3 separate regions of the Mus musculus genome follow, and all the other regions are linked to region 2. A link is a loop called in an ENCODE intact Hi-C map of the cell type or tissue named here. Cell type or tissue: heart. All regions are shown on one strand. Each heading gives the region's core, and the rest is flanking DNA. Links, peaks and the distances in the headings are about the cores only. Region 1 holds the start of Irgq (immunity-related GTPase family, Q). Region 2 overlaps Plaur (plasminogen activator, urokinase receptor). Region 3 holds the start of Pinlyp (phospholipase A2 inhibitor and LY6/PLAUR domain containing).

What was found. Peaks named below come from ENCODE experiments on the same cell type or tissue, not always from the same donor. Only the 100,000 strongest peaks of a DNase experiment are listed, where the experiment ranks them.
Region 1: it touches region 2 in a loop (2.4-fold over the local background); 5 of 42 quality-filtered maps call a loop at or near these places.
Region 3: it touches region 2 in a loop (2.2-fold over the local background); 5 of 42 quality-filtered maps call a loop at or near these places.

The regions. Positions count from the first base shown.
Region 1 is chr7:24,526,537-24,533,213 of GRCm38, reverse strand. Irgq (immunity-related GTPase family, Q) reads right to left here and starts at 2,566. Exons shown (of 3, transcript NM_153134.3): 1 at 2,310-2,566; 2 at 1,299-1,830. The coding sequence starts at 1,828. In heart, for the core only: a CTCF peak has its summit at 1,342 (motif pointing left); DNase peaks (open chromatin) are centred at 1,463, 2,663 and 3,456; H3K4me3 peaks cover 2,901 bases; H3K27ac peaks cover 2,583 bases.
Region 2 is chr7:24,470,104-24,476,780 of GRCm38, reverse strand. Plaur (plasminogen activator, urokinase receptor) reads right to left here. Exons shown (of 7, transcript NM_011113.4): 4 at 4,727-4,882; 5 at 4,074-4,208; 6 at 2,425-2,571; 7 at 813-1,542. The coding sequence ends at 1,310. Among named protein-coding and RNA genes, the nearest start is that of Cadm4, 8.6 kb to the left of the region's middle. In heart, for the core only: CTCF peaks have their summits at 1,427, 2,690 (motif pointing left) and 3,616 (motif pointing right); DNase peaks (open chromatin) are centred at 2,392 and 2,662.
Region 3 is chr7:24,542,101-24,548,777 of GRCm38, reverse strand. Pinlyp (phospholipase A2 inhibitor and LY6/PLAUR domain containing) reads left to right here and starts at 2,773. Exons shown (of 5, transcript NM_001037143.2): 1 at 2,773-2,854; 2 at 3,731-3,847; 3 at 6,185-6,337; 4 at 6,519-6,662. The coding sequence starts at 2,785. It overlaps Xrcc1 (X-ray repair complementing defective repair in Chinese hamster cells 1), which reads right to left and starts at 2,079. Exons shown (of 18, transcript NM_009532.5): 1 at 1,943-2,079; 2 at 1,419-1,785; 3 at 896-988. The coding sequence starts at 1,469. In heart, for the core only: a CTCF peak has its summit at 4,062 (motif pointing left); DNase peaks (open chromatin) are centred at 1,737 and 2,305; H3K4me3 peaks cover 1,557 bases; H3K27ac peaks cover 1,518 bases.

The DNA of each region.
Region 1 (6,677 bases), core at 781-5,780, 56 kb before region 2:
GGAAAAGCTGGGCTGAACGAGCAATTACGGGAAAAAAAAAAATCTTTCTGAATCTCAAGAATTTAAGTAGGGAACTAATGCACATAGAAAGAAGGCACGGCCGGGCGTGGTGGCGCACGCCTTTAATCTCTGCAATCTCTGCACAAGTGGCAGAGGCAGGCAGATCTCTGAGTTCAAGGCCAGCCTGATCTACATAGCCAATTCCAGGACAGCTGGAAATACAGAGAAACACCCGTCTCAAAAAAAAAAAAAAAAAAAAAGAAAGAAAGAAAAAAAAAGAAAAAGGAAAAAAAGAAAGAAAGATAGAAAGAAAAAAAAAAAAACCAGGTGAGGCGGGACCATAAAGTTAAGAGAGTTCAGGGAAGAGCTTAAGTCCCCTAGAGGTCCCGCGGGTAAACTAACCTAAGGTCAGGTTTCCAACCGAAACTACGATGAGGACCCTATTTGGACTTCTCTTGATACAGATCAAGAGATCGGGGTCAGAGCTTTTCCAATGGTGTGCTGGTCAGGACACGTTTTCTATGGAGTGGGGCTTAGAGGAAGGCGAGGACATAATGGCAATTTCAGTATGGCCTATGGTGTCCCTGAGGGTGGATGTAAATAAGAGAGACCTCATCTAGTACTGGTGGGCCAGCGAGGTTAACTAAACAAATGAGAAGCAGCTCTCCAACTTATGCAGACCCTTCCTGAGTCGCATTTTGAGAACCATAAAATGAGACAGCTGGCAGGTGGGGAGGGGCTGGGTGGATTGGCGGGCAGTAGGCAGGGTAGAACTGAGAGGGAACTGGAAATGGAAGAACAGGGCGAGCAATCGGAAATAATGCTCTGTAAAGGTTTGGTGTTAACGAAAGGAAGGATGGGAGGGGAGTCACTTGAGAACCAAGCCAATGAGGAGGATGGGAGTGCTGGAGAGGGATCTCAAATGTTACGAGAGATGGGAGTCCAGCATCTTGTCTGACACAAGTATTTGCATATATATATATATATCTGGGCTTGTGATGCCAGAGAGCTTGCACGAAACAGGACCTTTGTGGTGGGCTTTCCAGTTGACCCTTGACGGTGCAGGCTTTAAACGACAGAAAAGTGATCCCTGCTTATGGCAGAGTCTCCATGATCTCAAACTCTGTGCTCATGGGTGTGGTGGGTGCTGTCCTACGCAAATAAGTAGGGTATGGACGAATGGGCAGCCAAGAAAAGCTTGCGTCTAACACTCTAGGAACAGGGCTCGAGAACTTTAAAGACCTCCGTAGCTGAGTTGGATCTAAGGCCACCCCATCCAGCCCGAACTGTCCCCTCACCTCTGCAGCGCCTCCGCCTGGGTCCGCAGCACCACCTGCAGGCGCTCTAGCTCCTCGCAGCGGTCACTGCTGCTGCAATCCGCCGGCGGCACAAAGAGAGGCGCAGCTCCTAACCCAGCACTGTTCAACAAGGCTGCAGTCTCATCCCGGGCTTTAGCTGCATTCTGGGAATCTCCAGGGCGCAGATTCCGGACAGCCAGCAGCGGGGTTCCTCTAGCCAGGGCGGCTCGCGCTGCCTCTCCCAGAGCTGGGGTCAAGGGCTCCTCGCTCCCCTCAGATCCTGGTAGCACCAATACCAGCAAGTTGGCCTCCGCCGCCCAGGGCCCGGGAGCTGCGGGTGGGCAACTCAGCTCACCCAGGAAGAGGCCCGGAGCCGCAGCTCTCAGGCTGGGGACTCCAGAGTCCTGCCGTCCATCGGGAATCTCTACCGTGTCCACATTCTTACCGCATAACGCGGCGATCAGGGCGGACTTTCCCGAGCCGGGAGGCCCCAGGAATAAGGCAGTCACGTCACCCTGAGGCAGAGGCATTGCTGGAAAGCAAGAGGCGGGGAAAGAAATTGGTCAGGGAGCACGTAAGACTTTTTGTTTGCTTCTTTTCTAAGACAGCGTCTCGCTGTGTAGCCCTGGCTGGCCTGAACTCATTACGTAGACCAGGCTGGCCTGACATTCAAGAGATCGATCCTCTCCCCTCTGTCTCCCAGAGTGCTGAGATTAAAGGCGTCGCACTCCCCCACACCAATCAACACCCTCTCCTAACTGATTCACTGTAGATCCAGGCTTCAGTCCTCCAGCCTGTCCTCTACTTCCATTCTCCAGTGTCACGCTGCAGGACCTAGAAACTCAACCCCCAGGGCCTATTCCTGGGAGAGCCAGGTATATGCCCATTCTCCACACGAATGCATTTCTCTATTTAAAAAAGAAGAAACAGAAGAAGGAAAACAAAAACCCTCAAAAACCTGACTGCCAAACTCGAGAATGGTCTTTCCCCTCCCCATTCCAAATCACCAACCGATCAGAGAGGTGACACGCCTGGAGAGCACAGAGGCCCAGCCCCTTAAGACGAGCTGACGGAGGCTGAAGGGGCAGGAGTGTCCGGATTTAGAAACATCCGGACTCCTTCAGGTGGCTCTATACTGACGTCATTCCTTCCAAGACCGGTGTGTCTTGGAGTGCCACTGCGGAGAGGAAGAATTTTTGGCAGCTCCTTCTTTCTAGCTAAGGCTGTTTGGGCAAAGGCACAATAAAACCCATGCGCGTGCGCAGAAAGTTTTGGGGCGGTGCCCCACCAAGACCAGCAACCAATACGCCTGCGCAGTACGTGCAGGGTTTGTACGGCAAAGGGGGACAGGAAGCGATGAGCCCACGCAGTAAGCTTAGCGTTGTACGGAGCACACAACCAACGTCATCATCACGCACCCCTGTACAGAAAAGGACCTCTCCACTTGCCCTTGCGAAGACTTGCCTGCCGTGACTATATTAGTGCCGGACTGCAACCTTGAACCTGACTCGGGGACAATGGTGGTGCAACAGATCACTGGAGTCTGGAGACTAGGAAAAACTATCCCGCTCTCGTCCGGTGGCAGAGCTGTGGCGACCAACTGTCAGGCGCAGCTAAGGGACAGTCTTCGGGGAGGAAAGCAAGAGGCGTCCGTGACCATCAAGAACTAAGAGCAGAAGGCAGTGCATGGGAGCAGCGTGATCCAGAAATGAACTAGTGAACGCGGGCGGCGGTGACTACGGTGAAACAGTAATCAATGTCAGAGAAGGATGTCTCCTGGGAGAAGGCGGGCTCAAGTGTGAGCACCACTGCTTGTGCGGGGGTTATGGTTGACACGTGAGAAACTAGGATGGGGCTGGTAAGAAAGACCAAGAGTTCCACCTTCGAGGGAATTCGGTTTCGTGAAGATGAGGACACAGGGGCTTGAAGACCGAGGTGTCACAAACCCGAGGAGTCTCCCATGTGAGACTGCTGAAGCTTTTCTAGTGAGAGTGTCATTAGAGTTCAGTGAGTGTCAAAAAATAGAGCGAGGCCCACTAAGGTTGGTGGCAGCCACGCCCCCCCCCTCTCTCTTTCATATCAGAACATCGCCCTGAAGACACTGTAGAGGGCAAGCGTCTCCCAAGGAATGGAGTCCAGACAGCCCAGGAGACGACCTCTTTGAGTACTGCCAGAAAGAGGGGTTGGGTGCAGGAGTGACAGACACTAAAGGGACCTCCATATCTCGACGCCCCGCCCTGCTACAGGTGGCCGCAGTGACTACCTGCCAGGAATGACCTCCTCTCATGATCAAAATTATTTCCCTTGATTTGGGCACACAAACAGAAGCAGGACGACATTTAGAGGAATAAAGGGCTGCCAGGCGAAGATTGGGTTGTGGGGTGTGACTGGCAATATCATTACCTGGAATGAGTCCCCAGGGTTCTTGTCCCACTTTCCCCCTAGACTTTCAATATGACTATGCTTCAGTTTCCCGTAGCAAACGTGTGCAACACGGGCTATGGTGGTAGCACACCTTTAATCCCCGAATTTAGGAGGTAGAGGCAGGCCGTTCACTGAGTTTGAAGCCAGCCTGCTCTATAGAGAAAGTTCCAGGACATCCAGGGCTACACAGACAAATCTTGTCTTAATAAACAAACCAAAACGGGCATCACAGCTCACTTCCATGGGGTAGTTATGGAATTAGCTGTCGAAAGGGGAAAACTTGACTTGAATGAAATTTAATTTAAATGATAACATCTACTTTATAACAGCTGTGACCCTGACTGAGTGTTCTCTGCACTGGGTGCATTCGATGCCAAGTATGGAGGAGTGACCTTGATTATCTCATTCGGCTCTAATGTCGGGCTGCGGTGTACCGCAGCGGTAGTATCAGTGTCTCACAGGCAGAGACCACAAGGAACACATCTGGCTTGGACAAGCTGGGATTACCGTTCAGTTTTCAAAACCCTGTATTTAAGCCAGGCACACGCCATTAATCCCAGGACTCTGGAGGTAGAGGCAATTGGATCTCTGAATTCGAGGCCAGCCTGGTCTACAGCGTGATTCCAAGACAGCAAAGGTTACACTGAGAAACCCTGTCTCAACAAACAAAACATAAAACAACCAACAAAAACAAACAAACAAACCAAAACCCCCTGTATTTAAAACAAGTGGTGGTGGCTCATGTCATGTCTTTAATCCCGGCATTCAAGGAGGGAGAGGAAGGTGAATCCATGAATTTGAGACCAGCCTGGCCTACAGACTGAGTTCCAGGGCAACTAGGGCTGTTACATAGACCAACCCTGTCTTACACAACTCCCCCCGCCCCCCCCCCCCACCCAATTTGGTGGTTCTCAGAACAAAATTGAGAGACAGCTTAGGAGTTAAGAGCATTAGTTGCTTTTACAGAGATTTCAAGTTCAGCTCTCAGCACCGGCATATTGGCTCACACCATACATAACTCCAGGTCCTGGAGATCCAATGCCTTCTAACCTCTGCAGGCACCAGGCATGGATATGGTGCACACACATACAAGTAAACCAAATAGATAAAATAATAACCAAAATCAAGAACTTGTGCATAGTAGGCAAGTATTCTGCCACTGAGCCACACTGTAACCCCTCACTGGGGAAGTCTAGGCAGGAGCTCTACCACTGAGCCACGCCCCAGCCCCTCACTGGGGAATTCTAGGCAGGGGCTCTACCACTGAGCCACACCCCCAGCCCCTCACTGGGGGATTCTAGGCAGGGGCTCTACCACTGAGTCACATATCAGATTTATTGGGCACTGCAAAATATACCATGTGGAAAGAGCCAGGCAGAGTGTTCAAAAGAGTTTATAGAATTGGGCTTGTGTATGTGGTTTTAGGAAGGGTTCGAAGAAGAGGGTTATTAGTCAGGATCAGATGCTGCCAGGAAGCAGAAGCATCCATGATTGGGTTTTTGGGTTGTTGTCCTGTTTTTCTGAGAGAAGGCCTCTAGCTAGGAGCAGTGCTACAGTGTCTACAATTAACTGAGATATCAGCTGTGTGTCAGATGTATAATCCCTGCTGGCCTATAGACCAGGCTGGCTCTGAACTCACAGTGGTCCACCTGTCTCTGCTTCCCAAGTGCTGGAACTAAAGCCATGTACCACCACACCTGGTAATGACTTAAGAAACCCACAGTGGGGGGCTGGTGAGATGGCTCAGTGGGTAAGAGCACCCGACTGCTCTTCCAAAGGTCAGGAGTTCAAATCCCAGCAACCACATGGTGGCTCACAACCATCCGTAATGAGATCTGACTCCCTCTTCTGGAGTGTCTGAGGACAGCTACAGTGTACTTACATATAATAAATAAATAAATAAATAAATAAATAAATAAATCTTTAAAAAAAAAAAAAAGAAAGAAAGAAAGAAACCCACAGTGGTCAGTCAACCTGACCCAGGAGAGAGGGGGTGGGGCGGGACCTGAGATTGCTACAGCAGCAGTTCCTCGTGTGAGCCAGTCATACTCATGGCTTGGGCAGGATACCTTGTCTCCCATCATTGCCTTGCCTCCAGCTGCTGATCTGTGAAACTATGTCTGCTCCCTAGACAGAGGCCTAGCAGTGTCAACTCCCAGGTGCCAGGGCTGCTTGTCACTGTCTCAGGAGCAGTAATAGCCACCATTGCAGCATTACAATGGTGTGGAGTTGCTCTGGTCAGGACCCCATTTTTCCAGCTGATGAAACTTGTCCTTGCCTAGGAAATAGAGATTCTGCCCCGGCAGTGTCTTAACCACCATGCCCTCTGTCGGGCAGGCAGACTGGGCTCGAATACTGGCTGCACCTCTTCCTTTCACCACGCACACACAGCCGACCTCCATAGAGTGCTGTCCAACAGAAAGTGGTTCCGAGGCCAAAGACAGGTCTTAGGGATTCCTCCTGGCCTTCCCTTCACCTCTCCCACATCCCTCAGGCTGCCTAGAGGTTCTGCAGTACAGCCCACTGCCCCAGGTTTCAGTTATAGTGTATGAGCAAGAACACTGGAAGACTTTGTGGCCCAGAAGCTGCAGGGGGCAGGATGTGGTGGTGGTGGAGGGGTTGGTGATGGAGAGCTCGGTGATGGAGAGCTCTTCATTCAGTTTCATCTCTGCCTGCTCCTCCCCCTCCTCCTTGTCCACCCATGCAGCCACAGTCCAGGCACCAAGCCACTCTGTTCACCCACCAAGACCCAGTCCTCTTCTCCGAGGCTGCACCATCAGATACAGGATACCCACACCACCCCTGGCCTCTCAGCCTGCACTGAGTATGGTCTGGACGTCGCTCAGGAAGCAGGGCCTCATCGGGCGTGCTCAGGGGGAGCTCTGAGTAGCTGTGAACCCTCTCTGCAGTGATGGGGCTCTACAGCTGGGGGATCCACCCTACACTAGGGGCACA
Region 2 (6,677 bases), core at 655-5,654:
GTCTTAAATCCAAGATGGGTGCTCCTGAGCAAGATGACTGAGGTCGACCTCTTGTTGCCCCCCCCCCCCCACGCGGGTAGGCATGTGTGCAAGGGTAGGGAGGGACAGAATCAGCAGGAGGGAGTCTTTTCTGGTTTACACAGGTTCTTTCTTGTCCCCAGCAAACCCCAGGAGACCCAGGACTTTGCCTAGATTCTAACTTCCAATAACAGTTTCTGCTTAAGTCAGCACAAAGCGATTTTATCTCTTGCAGCTAAAGATCCTGTAAGACCAACTCAGGAGCCTGAGAGACTGAGGCCTAATACAAACCGTAGAATAGGACCTTGTGAGGCCATTTCTACATTCTGAGTCCCACTGCAAGGCATCATGGGAAAGGAAGCCTTAGCCTCGGTGTCTTTTGCGAGGCATCACGGTGAGACTATTTTCTATTTCAACTAGGAAGCATCTCATACAACGTCATCTTTGGCTCTCTGCTGCAGGGCATGATGGGAAATATAGCCTTGGCTCCCCGCCCCCCCACCCCCTTCCCCCACCCCCGTGGAAGGCATCAGCAATGATATAGACTGGGGGGCTGGGAAGACAGCTTTGTGGATACAGTACTTGGCTCCAGAAATAGGAGAACCTGAGTTCAGATCCCCTGTACCCATTTAAAAAAAACAAAACAAAACAAAACAAAACAAAACAAAAAAACCAGACAGTCTTAGTACCTCTGTGGTTATCGTGCTTGGGAGACAGGACGATCTGCAGCATCCTCTCAACCTGCATAGTCAAACCAGTGGGCTCTGGGGTTCAGTAAGAGACCTAGCCAGGCATGGTGGTACACACCTTTAATCAAAGCACTGAGGAGGTAGAGGCAGGTGGGTCTCTGTGAGTTTTAGGCTAGCCTGGTCTATAAAGTAAGTTCCAGGGCAGCTAGGGCTACATGGTGAGATCCTGTCTCAAAGCAAAAATCAATCAATCAATCAAACAAACAAACAAACAAAAAAACAATTCCCTGCTGCTCTCATCTTCCCAAGCTAAATGTGACAGTGGGGAGACCCAACCTTGTTCACTGGTACAAAAATCTTTTATATATATATTTATATAATAAATTAGAGCAATAACAATGATAATAATAATAATAACAGCAACAATATTATCTCAACTAAGAGGCCCCTGCTGCCCGCAGCCCTTGTTCCAATTCTCTTCTGGTTCATGGAAAAACTGAGGTCCAAAGAAGACAACACGAGGGCACACACATCCTCAAAGATGGAGCAGGGGGGAGGGAGTCAAAAGACCCTGGGTCCAGCCAGGGCTGCCGGCTCAGGAGTCAGGTCCAGAGGAGGACGCCCCATAGTCCGAGGGTCAGGAGCAGAGAGGCAATGAGGCTGAGTTGAGCAGGGCCTGGCCTGGGGGCGCCCCCTGTGGGGCTGTTACAGCCGCTGCCGTGGCAGCAGGAGACAGAGACGTTGAGGTGGGTCGGGAAGGAGTCTGCCACGTGGGAGCCTTGGCACCAGGAAGCCGTGGCGCAGCCTCTTACGGTATAACTCCGGTTTCCCAGCACTGAGGAAAAAGAAGAGTCGGTGAGTCCGAGTAAGAATTCTCAGGAAAGTGACAGGCTCCTGGTGGTGGACGCCATCGCCAACCACCAGTTCCCTGTTGGGAGCAGGGCTTCCCAAAGTGTGTTCCAGGAACCCCTGGCAGTGCCTCAGACTCACACCAGGATTGATTTCATAGTAACACTGAGATGTCATTTGGCCCTTCCAAGCTTTTTGTGTGTACAAGAGATACTTTTCCAGAGAAACCCCAGGACATGATATTGCAACAGGCGGAACACGAAAGCAGAGCCGGGGACCAGCTGTCTGCTATTAGAGCCAGACGGGAAGAGGGTTGCCACACAGTAAACAATGACAGCACTCTCTTTGCACTTTTTCATTATGAAAAACACAGGCACCCCCCCCCCATCAAAACTATTATTTATGAGACCAGCTATGGTAGTGCACACCTTTAATCCCAGCACTCAGAAGGCAGTGGCAGGCAGATCTCTCGGTTTGACGCCAGCCTGGTCTACAGAGTGAGTTCCAGGGCAGCCAGGGCGACAGAGTAAGACCCAGTCTCAAAGAGAAACATTAGGGTGTAATGAAGTGTATTATTCTTGTTGGCTCCACAGAGGCAAACTCTCTTGTTGCAATTTGTCCTTTTTGCAGGTAGACACCGCCTCCTCCCCACCCCCCAGACAGGGCCTCTCTGTATGGACCAGGCTGTCCTCAAACCCAGAGATCCACCTACCTCTGATTCCCAAGTGCTGGGAGTAAACTGTGTACCACCATCCCCAGCTAAAGTGTCGCCTTTACCATAGGAAGATCCAACCGGACCATCTGTCAATCAGTCTTATCAGCGCTCAGTGCCTCAGTGGGTCCCCTTCCAGCTCCCACAGGGCCTCACCATCTAAGCCTGTAGCCACCAGGCACTGATTCATTGGTCCCCGGCAGTTGATGAGAGACGCCTCTTCGGAGGAACACCCAAGGGTATTGTTCCCCTCACAGCTGTAACACTGGAAGCCATTCGGTGGAAAGCTCTGAAGATCCAGAACTTAAAGATGGAAAAAAAAAAAAAAAAAAAAAAAACGACAGGGAACGAAGATGAGCACTGGGTCTATGCAGCCATCCATCTGCCCACACTCAGCCTGAGGTGATAGGGCGCCACCTGATGGTCATGCCCAGGAACTGCATTCTTTTGGCATTTGGTTCTCCAGGGTTGAACTCCACTCACATCTAGCTAGGCAACTGATGGTGGACCCTAACAAACTATGTATTATCAAACAGGCCCCACTCTCTAAAAAGTTACTAAACAGAGTTGTTCACTGTAGTATCCACTGGCTACCTGTGTTTCTTAAGGTTTAAATGAATTATTGTTAAATATAGTCCTCGAGCTAATGAGATGGCTAAGCAGGCAGAGGAGCTTGCAGCCAAGTGTGATGATCTGAGTTCAGGCCCCAAGACCCACATGGTGGGAAGTGAGAAATGACTTCTTAAAGTTGTCTTCTGACTCCTACAATTAAACTACGGTATGCTCATGTGCGCTCGTGTGCACTCATACACACAATACAAATTTGAAAACTATAAGTATGTGTGTCATCAGATCCCTTGGAGCTGGAGTTACAGGTAATTGTGAGCTGTTCCACCATGGGTGCTGGGAACTGACTCCAGATCTGGTATCTACTCTTAGTAGATGGTGCTGGGCCATCTCTTCAGCCTTCAGTACAAACAATGTCTATTACTGTGGAAAGTGATAGGGTCTCATGTAGCTGGGCTAGCCCTGGAACTCACTGTATAGGAGACAGCTTTGAACCTTTGAAGCTCCACCTCTGGCGTACTGAGATTGTATTTAGGTTCAAATTAATTAATATGAAATAGTAAGTTTAGGACTGAGATGGCTCAGTGAGTGAAGATGCCTTCTGACAAGTCTGAGGACCTTGCTGAAATGTGTAAGACCCTGGCTTCAACCGCCTGCCCCAGGAATCAAAAGCAGGGTTTTGCAGAACATTAACAATTTTAAGCACATTTATTTATTTTATGTGTATGAGTTCTTGCCTGCACCGGTGTCTATGTTCCATATGCATGCAATGCCCATGGTGTCCAGAAGAGGGCACCAGATGCCCTGGAACTGTGGTTACAGATGTGAGCTGGGTGGGCACGGGGACTCAAACCTGGTCGGTCCTCTGCAAGAGCAGCCAGTGCCTTTAACCACTGAGCCACCTCTCCAGCTCGGTTTATAGAAGAGCTATATTTCTACGAGATTGCTATGAAATGGTTTCCTTGACCTTAACCTCATGCTGTGTTGGGATATCACGGTGGCTTGGACAGCCTGGCTCTGTAATCTCAGGACACACAGCTTTGTCAGCAGACAGTCCCCACCCAGAGTGGGCAGAGCTGGGGCATGGAGAATTGAGTGACTCAGTAGCAGATTTGCAAGTCAGGGCAGACCTCCAGGAGAGGCGATACTTATGCTGTTTGAACGGACTTAGGAGAGAGTGAGGAGAGAGAGTTGTAGAAAGAGACAGGAATGTCCACTTCATCTTTCCTGCTCCTCACCTGGGCCACCATTGCAGTGGGTGTAGTTGCAACACTTCAGGAAGTGAAAGGTCTGGTTGCTATGGAAACCTGCTGTGCCTGGGCATCCGGGAAGACTGCCACAGCCTCGGGTGTAGTCCTCATCCTTCAAGCTCCCTGCAGAAGGCAGAGGGCAGATCCTGGTAAGGGGCTGGGTGTTGATTTGCCCCCTTGCGCACACCCCTTTTATCAGAGGCCCTTGCTACTTAGGGTAACTTCATCCTTAGCCAAAGGGCTTCGTGTTCCTTTTCCCCTTTGTTATAGATAAAGGAGGCCCGAACGATAAATAGATCCTTATGCGTTTCTGGGATTTCTAGAAAGAAAACCCTTACAAAACAAAGGAATTTTGGGGCCCTTCTTTCCCCTTTTCTTCTCTCTGGAATGTGGACACCAAGTCTGGAATTATGGTGGCCATACTGTGCCATGAGGCAGTCATCAGAACGAAAGCAATATGGGAGACATGATAAGGTAGCTGGGTTCCTGGTCACTCCCAAGCTGATCCAGTGACCGGGAACTTCCAGTCACTGAGAATGTTGGTCCCGTGACTGTGTGTGGATTCAGTTGTCTCTTGCTTGCGCTCTGCTCCCAGGACTTGAAGATCTCTACTAGGAGTTGCCCAGCAGATGGGAGCTTACTTTCTGTGCTCTGGAGGGTCACCACTTCAATACAGTGCTCTGTAGGATAGCGGCATTGCAGGCTTTGCTCCCGGCCCCTCTCACAGCTCTGGTCCAAAGAGGTGCAGGACGCACACTCGAGGTAACGGCCCTGGGGGAAAGCACGGCCTCGGGCTCCTAGGAAGAGGAGAGAGTGGCGTGTTGGCGGCCAGGTCCTGCAGAGAACTCCACTCTGAACCTGGCAGCCAATCACCAAGCCTACTTATCCCAAGTCCTTCTAGAATGAATCCTGTCCTTTCCCGCCTTTGGTACTCCTCAATACGAGCGTCTACGTGGTTCTAGCCACGCCCATCTCCACTCCAGTTCCTCTCAAATGGCCCTAAAATGAAGTCTTTAAAGCACATCTAATCCAGTTCTCCTCTGCTCAAAACCCTTCCAGAGCTCCCTACTGTTAGATTAACAGCCAAGCACATGAGTGTGGCATTCCAGGCCCACTGAGGACTGGGTCCCTGCCACCTGTCCTGCCCCATCTCCAAGTGCCAGCCTCTCCCAAGCTCTCTTCCATACTGGCTCCACAGTCTTAGCACATAGACCCTGAGCAGCACCAGACTTCTTGATAGTCTGTTGTCTCTGTCTAGAACACCCTTCCTTTATTCCTGGTCTTTCCCAACTCCTCCTCATTCTGCATCATTCCTAAATAGCACCTCTTCTAGGCAGGGGCTCTACCACTAAGCCACGCCCCCAGCCCCTCACTGGGGGATTCTAGGCAGGGACTCTCCCACTAAGCCACACCCCCAGCCCCTCACTGGGGGATTCTAGGCAGGGACTCTACCACTGAGCCACGCCCCCAGCCCCTCACTGGGGGATTCTAGGCAGGGGCTCTACCACTAAGCCACGCCCCCAGCCCTTCACTGGGGGATTCTAGGCAGGGGCTCTACCACTAAGCCACGCCCCCAGCCCTTCACTGGGGGATTCTAGGCAGGGGCTTTACCACTGAGCCACGCCCCCATCCCCTCACTGGGGGATTCTAGGCAGGGGCTCTACCACTGAGCCACACCCCCAACCTATTACTGGGGGATTCTAGGCAGGGGCTCTACCACTAAGCCACGCCCCCAGCCCCTCACTGGGGGATTCTAGGCAGGGGCTCTACTACTGTGTTGTATTAGTAGCCCCTCCCCCTTTTTTGATACAAGGTCTCACAATGTAACCATAATACAGAATCCGTTATCTCCAGCTATCTCATGGAACAGAACTATCTCTTAGCTTTGCCTTTATTTCCAAGACAGTCTACCTGGAATCACAAATTATCACTCACTGATGGATGACCCGAAAGGCCAAAGCCTCACTTGATGGATCCATGGTAATCTTGTTTTGCTCAAAGCTTCTAACTGAGGCCAACTGGATGGTTTTCCCTGGAAACACCATGTCATCCCTTGCCCAGGCGTTGGCTCACACCATCCTGTAGCCTGGCACGGCCTCTCCTTCCTGACCCAGGAGATCAGAGCTGTGTCTGAGCTGAGTCAGTCCACTGGCAGGCGCAAGGCAATTAGGTGAATCACTCCATCCAGAGCCAACTCATCTATCTCATTCAAAGAAAAATGCCTAAAAGGCCCACAGCCCGCCTCTTCCCACAAACTTCCACGAAAACCAAAAGCAGAACTTCTTCAGGCATGGTGCTACATTCCCGTAATCCCTGGACTTTTGGTGGACTTTGGCTGGGGCTAGAAGATTGCAAATTTGAGGATAGCCTGGAGTACACAGGAAGACTGGGGCAAAAAAAAAAAAAAAAAAAAAAAAAAAAAAAAAAAGCCGGGTGGTGGTAGCGGCGCACGCCTTTAATCCCAGCACTTGGGAGGCAGAGGCAGGCGGATTTCTGAGTTTGAGGCCAGCCTGGTCTACAAAGTGAGTTCCAGGACAGCCAGGGGCTATACAGAGAAACCCTGTCTTGGGGGAAAAAAAATCAAAACAGGAA
Region 3 (6,677 bases), core at 955-5,954, 72 kb before region 2:
TGTGTGTGTGTGTTGTAAGCTAAATGAAGGAAAGGCAAACTGACAGATGCTAGGCATGATGGTATACACTTGGAACTCCTCTGCCCCAGATAGACAGACAAGGATCAGGAGTTCAAGACTAGCTTCAATTTAAGAAAAATTTTAAAAGGAGAATAGGGTGGGGTGGTACATGCTTTTAATCCCAGCACTCTGAAAGCAGAGGCAGGAGGATCTCTGTAAGTTGGAGGCCAGCATGGTCTATAGAGTGAGTTCCAGGACAACCAGGGCTCCGTAGAGAGACTCTATCTCACAAACAAAACAATAAAACCAATCAAACAAAACTTCCCTTCCCTACACGTTTCATTCCTTTACTCTCTGAGGTACTAGGGATGGAACCAAGGAAGGGTCTGACATGCTCCAGGCAAGCCCTGAACAGCCGAGCTATCTGCCTAATCCTATGTTAATAGTCCTCGTGAGGGTAGTTATTTCTCATTTCCAGACAGGTTCTAAGTTGTGCAGGCTGGCCTTGAACTTGTTATCCTATCTCAACTTCCCAAGCAACCAGGATTACAGGCCTGAGCCATCCACCCTTCCATGTCGGTCGTCTTTACAATGAAACTGATTTATGGAGATACTCTTCTTGGCCACCTTCTGGCCCCGGGGGACACAGTTAACAGTAATGGCTGACACTGTCCCAGCTGATGAAACTGAGGCCCAGAAGTAGAGTCAACCTACTCAGGGTTACCCAAGGATTCCTGGAGGCACAGGGATTTCTAAGCCCATTTTCCAGGCAAGTTAGCCGAGCAAGCTCTCTACTACAGAAAGGAAACGACTCAACCTCCAGCCAGCTGGCAGTGGAATGTGAGCGGGGGTCTCACTGCCCCGGGAATGAGGAGGTGGGAGATGGCAGCATCACCTGTAGGACCACAGAGATGGTCTTCTCTCCTGCCTTGGCTGCCCGCCACTTCCGGTAAGTGTCCGCCTTGAGAAGATTTTCGGCACAATGGGTCTGCAGGCAAGGGTGGAAAGGTGGAAGTTCTTTAAATAAAGCTGACTTTTAAAAATAAGATTATTTTTGAATGTTTAAACTCCCAAGAGCTAGCCGACTCTCCACACTTGACTTCACGCCAGTCCCACCACACACACACACACACACACACACACACGCATACACACACCCCTGCCTCGAGTTTTCCTTTCACCGAGTTTTTCTTCACAGTTAGAACTTCCCAGGCCCCTCTTTTTCCTTACTCTCCACAGTGGCCCCAAACTTCCCTAACTGCCCGTCTCTCTCGGAATGCACGTCCAGCCTCTGGAAACCCCACCCGGAGCCCCGCTCAGAATCCCGCCAAGATCCCCCCCCCCCTTTGCGCTTCCAAAGTCCTCAGCATCCCTCAGGAAGCCCCTGTCTCCCCGCTGCTCCCACGTCAGCCCCTCACCGAGTCCTGGCTGCTGCAGGACACGACGTGGCGGAGGCTGATCTCCGGCATGTCCACGCCCGTGGACGCCCGACCGTCCAGGGAATGAAGAAGAAGGGTTGCAGCTCCGGGGGGCCCCCGGAGAAGGTTGGGGGAGCGCGCGCGCCCTGCACGGGACTCAGTGCGCAAGCGCGCAAGGCTCGGGCCTTTCAAACCGCGGCGCGCCGGCGCACACGTCAACACTGCGCATGCTCGGTTGGGCCTCTCCGCGAGCGAGGCGCCGGGTTCCCTTAGCAACAGGCATTCCCCCTCCGGCCCCGCCTCTCTCAGGTTCCACCACTCTCCGGCCTAGCCGCCTGATAACGTGGAGACTCGGCTTCCTGGGAACCTAGCAACAAGAGCGGCCTCAGTGATTGGGTCCTACGTGTAATTTGCCCTGGTCATTGGACCGTGAGGTCACCAACCAAACCAGAGCCTTGCTCAGAAACGCTGAAGCTGAGAGTTTCCTGAAGCCTGAATCCTGTTTGAAATAAGATCTCTGGCACCTGTTGTTGCGGACACGCTCTGTTCCCCTTCTCTCTCCAAATGCAGACAAACAGACGGACGGACGGATGGACACACAGAGACGAACATCGACAGACAGATGGCCGACAAAGATCTCAGACCTCTCTTAGCTCATGACCTAACACCAAAAGAGAGGGAGAAAGATCTTAATACAAATTGTGCACAATATACTTGCGTGCGTCCACAAATACCTTGGTTCCCCAATGCCTTGTAAGCATTTGTCTCCAACTTTGCCCGTCTCTGTCTGCTGACAGGACCTCTTTTGTTCAGTCCCCTCAAGACCCAGGGGCACATCCCTGGGTGGGGTTGGAGCTGGACACAGCTCGAATACAGAAGCATGAAGGTGAGGCAGGCACACGAAAGAGAAAGGAAAGGCCACAAGGCGCCCGGCCCCCGCAGGACGGGTCTAGACATGCTGGGCGCTCCCCGGTTAGGACCCAACCTACGCTGGGCGCCTCCTTGGGAAAGGAGAAGAGGATGGATGCCAGTCTCCAAAGTTGCTCTGCACCCTCAGGGAATCAGATGACCCACTCCTACCTTAAGATTTGTGAACAACAACAATTAAAAAAAGGTGCTTGGATACATAACTGAGCTTCTGGGTCCAGGTGGAAGAAATTTGGGCCCAGGTGCAGAAAAGGGCTGGGTCCAAGTGGTTCAGTTTTCTTGTGGATGCTGGTTCCGTGGCTCTGACCCGGAGGCTGTGGAAGACTCCCATGGGTTCTGAGCTCAGCTATTTCTCACCCCAGGGTGAAGGTGGGACCAGACCCGCCCTTCCCCAGCTTCTTATAAGGGCTGAGGACCTGGGACTACAGGTTCACACACCATGATTCTGTTTAGAAGACACAGGACCTTCCTGCTGGCCTTCACACTGCTCTGTACCCTCCTGGGTCTCGGTAAGTGACAAAGGGACCTGGTCCTCTTCCCCAGTACCTCAGAGGGCATTGGGCAATGTCCTCAAGAGAGGGATAGCCTGAGAAATGAGATTTAGGAGAATAAAGAGGTGAAAACCTGGGGTCTGAGAAGGCTTGATGGGCCCTGCATGGTCTGTCCTCTAGGAAGGGCCTCAGAACATGACATCTGAATTCTAGGAAAGCAGATGAGAGAGCTTGGCCATCAAAGGCAAACTTTAAAATTAGTAATAAGGAGAGAGATGGCCTTTCTCTCTGGACCTAGAGGGATTCAGGACCTCATCTTACTCTTTTACTTAGACACAGTACTCCAAGCCAGCTTCACTGTCCCTGTGACCCAAATGGCTAGGTTCCTCCTCTGTCAGGACCAAGGAACTGATGCCAGCGATACCTCTGGGCCTCAGTCTCCCTTTCAAATGTAGGACCCAGACCTCAGAGTCAGGTACCTCTGCCTGAGCTGCCAGACTTCCGTGGTACCTTCCTAAGGGAGGGAAGTTCCACACCCCAAGAACCAGCTGGACCTGAAATTTTGCAAAAGCTCCATAGCACCTCTGCCACTATCCCTGCGTCTGAGCTTGCTCAGGGGACCCTGGCATCCAAAGTCCCCAAGCCTTGTAATTATTAAGTAAAACAGGCTCTGTGGTAGAGTCATTTCCTGCCCTGGACGCCACTTCACTGGCATCGCCACGGCTTCCTTGACTCTATAGCCAGTTCCCTGGACAGTTCTCAATGTCCCACCCATGGAAAACTAGAAAGAGCCCGGTCCCTCCCCAAAAGTCACCTCTCCAAAGCCCAAGTCACGGTCTGAAGACCTTCTTTAACCATGACCATATACCCTGTTCTCCACTCTCCTTGCTGCAGGGTGCCCTCTAACTTGTGAGGTGTGCAAAGGCTCGGGGCACACATGCAGCGGGAAGATGAAGACCTGTGAAGACGGCAAAGACGCATGCGTGGTCCTAGTGAGCGAGTCCAGCACAAGTAGGAGGGTGTGGCTTCAGCGGAAGGGATTGGGAGGGACCTCTAACTGTAGGTGGGGGATAGTCACAGTGAAATGTAGGAAGAAAATCAGGGGAGGGTTGAAATGGAAGAAGGAAGAGATAAAGCGCCAGTCAATTTCACTGGACCAGAGTTCAATTCCCAGTACCAACATGGTGGCTCACAATGGTCTGTAACTAAAATCTCGGGGGATTTTATGCCCTCTTCTGGTTACCACTGGTATTGCACACTTGTAAAGCACTTACATATATATACTCATGCACATAAAATATGAGGAGCTTGGTGAGGTAACTATGAGAGGACACAAGAAAGTAGCAGGAGGGAAACTGGTTTTTCTTTTTGTTTTTAAGAAAAATTCTATTTGTAATTAATTATTTGTGTGTGTGGGGGGGGGGGGGGCTATGCAAGAAAGCACAGTGTTTATGGGGCCTGGAGGAGAAAGATCCCTTGGAGCAAACGTTTCAGGCAGTTTCGAGACACCGGTGAGACGAGCTGAGTTTGGATCTTCTGCAAGTGCAGTTGGTGCTTTTTTTTTTTTTTTTAATATTTGATTTTTTAAGGTTTATTCATTTATATGAATACACTGTAGCTGTCATCAGACACACCAGAAGAGGGCATCAGATCCTGTTACAGATGTCTGTGAGCCACCATATGGTTGCTGGGAATTGAACTCAGGACCTCTAGAAGAGCAGCCAGTGCTCTTAACCACTGAGCCACCTCTCCAGCCTCCAGCAGTTTGTGCTCTTAAGCAAATCTGTTGGGCGCAAAGGAAGAGGAGATGGTGTTAGGGTCAGGAGAGAACAGAAAGGAGCTGCCTGATGAGAGAAAGACCCTGAGGAATGGAGCAAATAAATCTAGAGAAAGTAGAGGTGCCGGGATAGGGTGATGAGCAAGAGGATAGTCACAGGTCTGAAACCAGCCTGAGCTGTACAGCAAGACCCTGACTTAAAAACAAGCACAGAAGAAAGTGGGAGGTACAGATGGCAGAGGAGGAGGAGGAGGAGGAGGAGGAGGAGGAGGAGGAGGAGGAAGGGGAAGAAGGGGGAGAGAGGAAGGGGAAAGATCTGGAGAGGGAGAGGTGGAGGGAGGAAGAAGGAAGGCTGAAGGAAGAAAGGGAAAGGGAGGGTGAGGGAGGGGAAGGGAGAGGAAGGGGGATGAGAGAGAGCAAAGAAGGCAAGGGAGAGGTGTGGAGGGGTGGGGTAAGAGGAGGAAGGAGGGAGAGGATGGAAATGGGGAGGCCCAGAAGTACATTGGGAGAGGCTAGCCTAAATCAAAGAGAGCACCCCAGACCTCAGAGATGATGGGGAAATAAGGACGATTGGGTTGGATGTTCATTTTCAATGGTAAGAGAGAGCCTTAGTTATAGGACAGTGATTCCAGCTGAGAGACGGACGGGCGGAAGGCTGTAACAAAGGAAGGCCGTGCTTCTGTCATGGCCTTTTTAACATTAAACGTGTGTGTGTATGTGTGTGTGTGTGCAGTCCTGAAGGTCACCTCTCTTTTTTAATAATTTTATGTACATTGGTGTCAGATCCCCTGTAACTGGAGTTACATACAGACAGTTGTTAAATCTGGTCGTCTAGGAAGAACAGCCAGTGCTCTTAACCACTGAACCTTCTCTCCCGCACCCCCCACCCCGCCCCATGATGTCCTTTAACCCATTCAGCAAGCTGAGCTCTTGCTCAAGGGCTTTATCCTCAGCTTCGAGGTGTACCACGTAAATGATTTTTCCAACTTCTTTAATGACATCCTGGCGAGTCGTTTCTCTCACCCAATGCTCTTCTGTTTTTGTTTTTGTTTTTGTTTTTGTTTTTTTGAGACAGGGTTTCTCTGTCTAGCCTTGGCTGTCCTGGAACTCACTCTGTAGACCAGGCTGGCCTCGAACTCAGAAATCCACCTGCCTCTGCCTCCCAAGTGTTGGGATCAAAGGCGTGCGCCACCACACACCACACACCACAGAGAAACCCTGTCTCGAAAAACCAAAAAAAAAAAAAAAAAAAAAAAAAAAAATTTTTTTTTTTACTTATTTTAGCCAAGTGTGGTAGCACACACCTTTAATGCCAACACCCTGGAGGCAGAGGCAGGAGGATCTCTGTGAGTTCAAGGCCAGCCTGGTCTACAGTGAGTTGTAGGTCAGAGCTACATAGTGAGACCCTGTCTCAAAGGTTTATTTTAATGTATGTATACGTGAATATGCATATGTGTTTGTATGCACATATGAGTGCAGATGCCATGGTGATCTGGAGAGGGATGGGGAGGGGTGAGGAAGAAGTGATTGACAGCACTGCCATCCCTCCACTCCTGCCCCCTACTCTGCAGAGGGCCGAAAGTCAGTGAACACCTTCAAGGCCTGCATGAAGTACAAAGACTGCTACTCAGGCTTCGTATCAACCACCATGACTCCCAGTGACTACATGGTGTCCAACGCCCACTGCTGTCAAAGTGACGGTTGCAACAGTGGCTCTGTGCCCCGTAAGTACCATTCAAGAACAGTGTGCCTGTCCTGTGACATCTGGCACACCACCCTTGACTACTTCCAGGCCTCCGTTTCCTTACCTGCAAACTCTACCAACTAACTTCTGTTTCCCAGGGTTCAGAGGGTGTTGGGGTAGCAAGCCTTCCAGCCTGCTTTATGCAACGTCTTTCTTCACAGCTCCCTTGAACAATCGGACAGAGAATGGCCTGATGTGTCCCTCCTGCATTGCGCCCTTCCAGGAGACCTGTCCAGGAACCCAGGCAGCTCGCTGCGTGGGCCGGGAAACACACTGCATCTATTTTGCTGGCAATGTGCAGGCTGGTGAGTGGTGCTTTG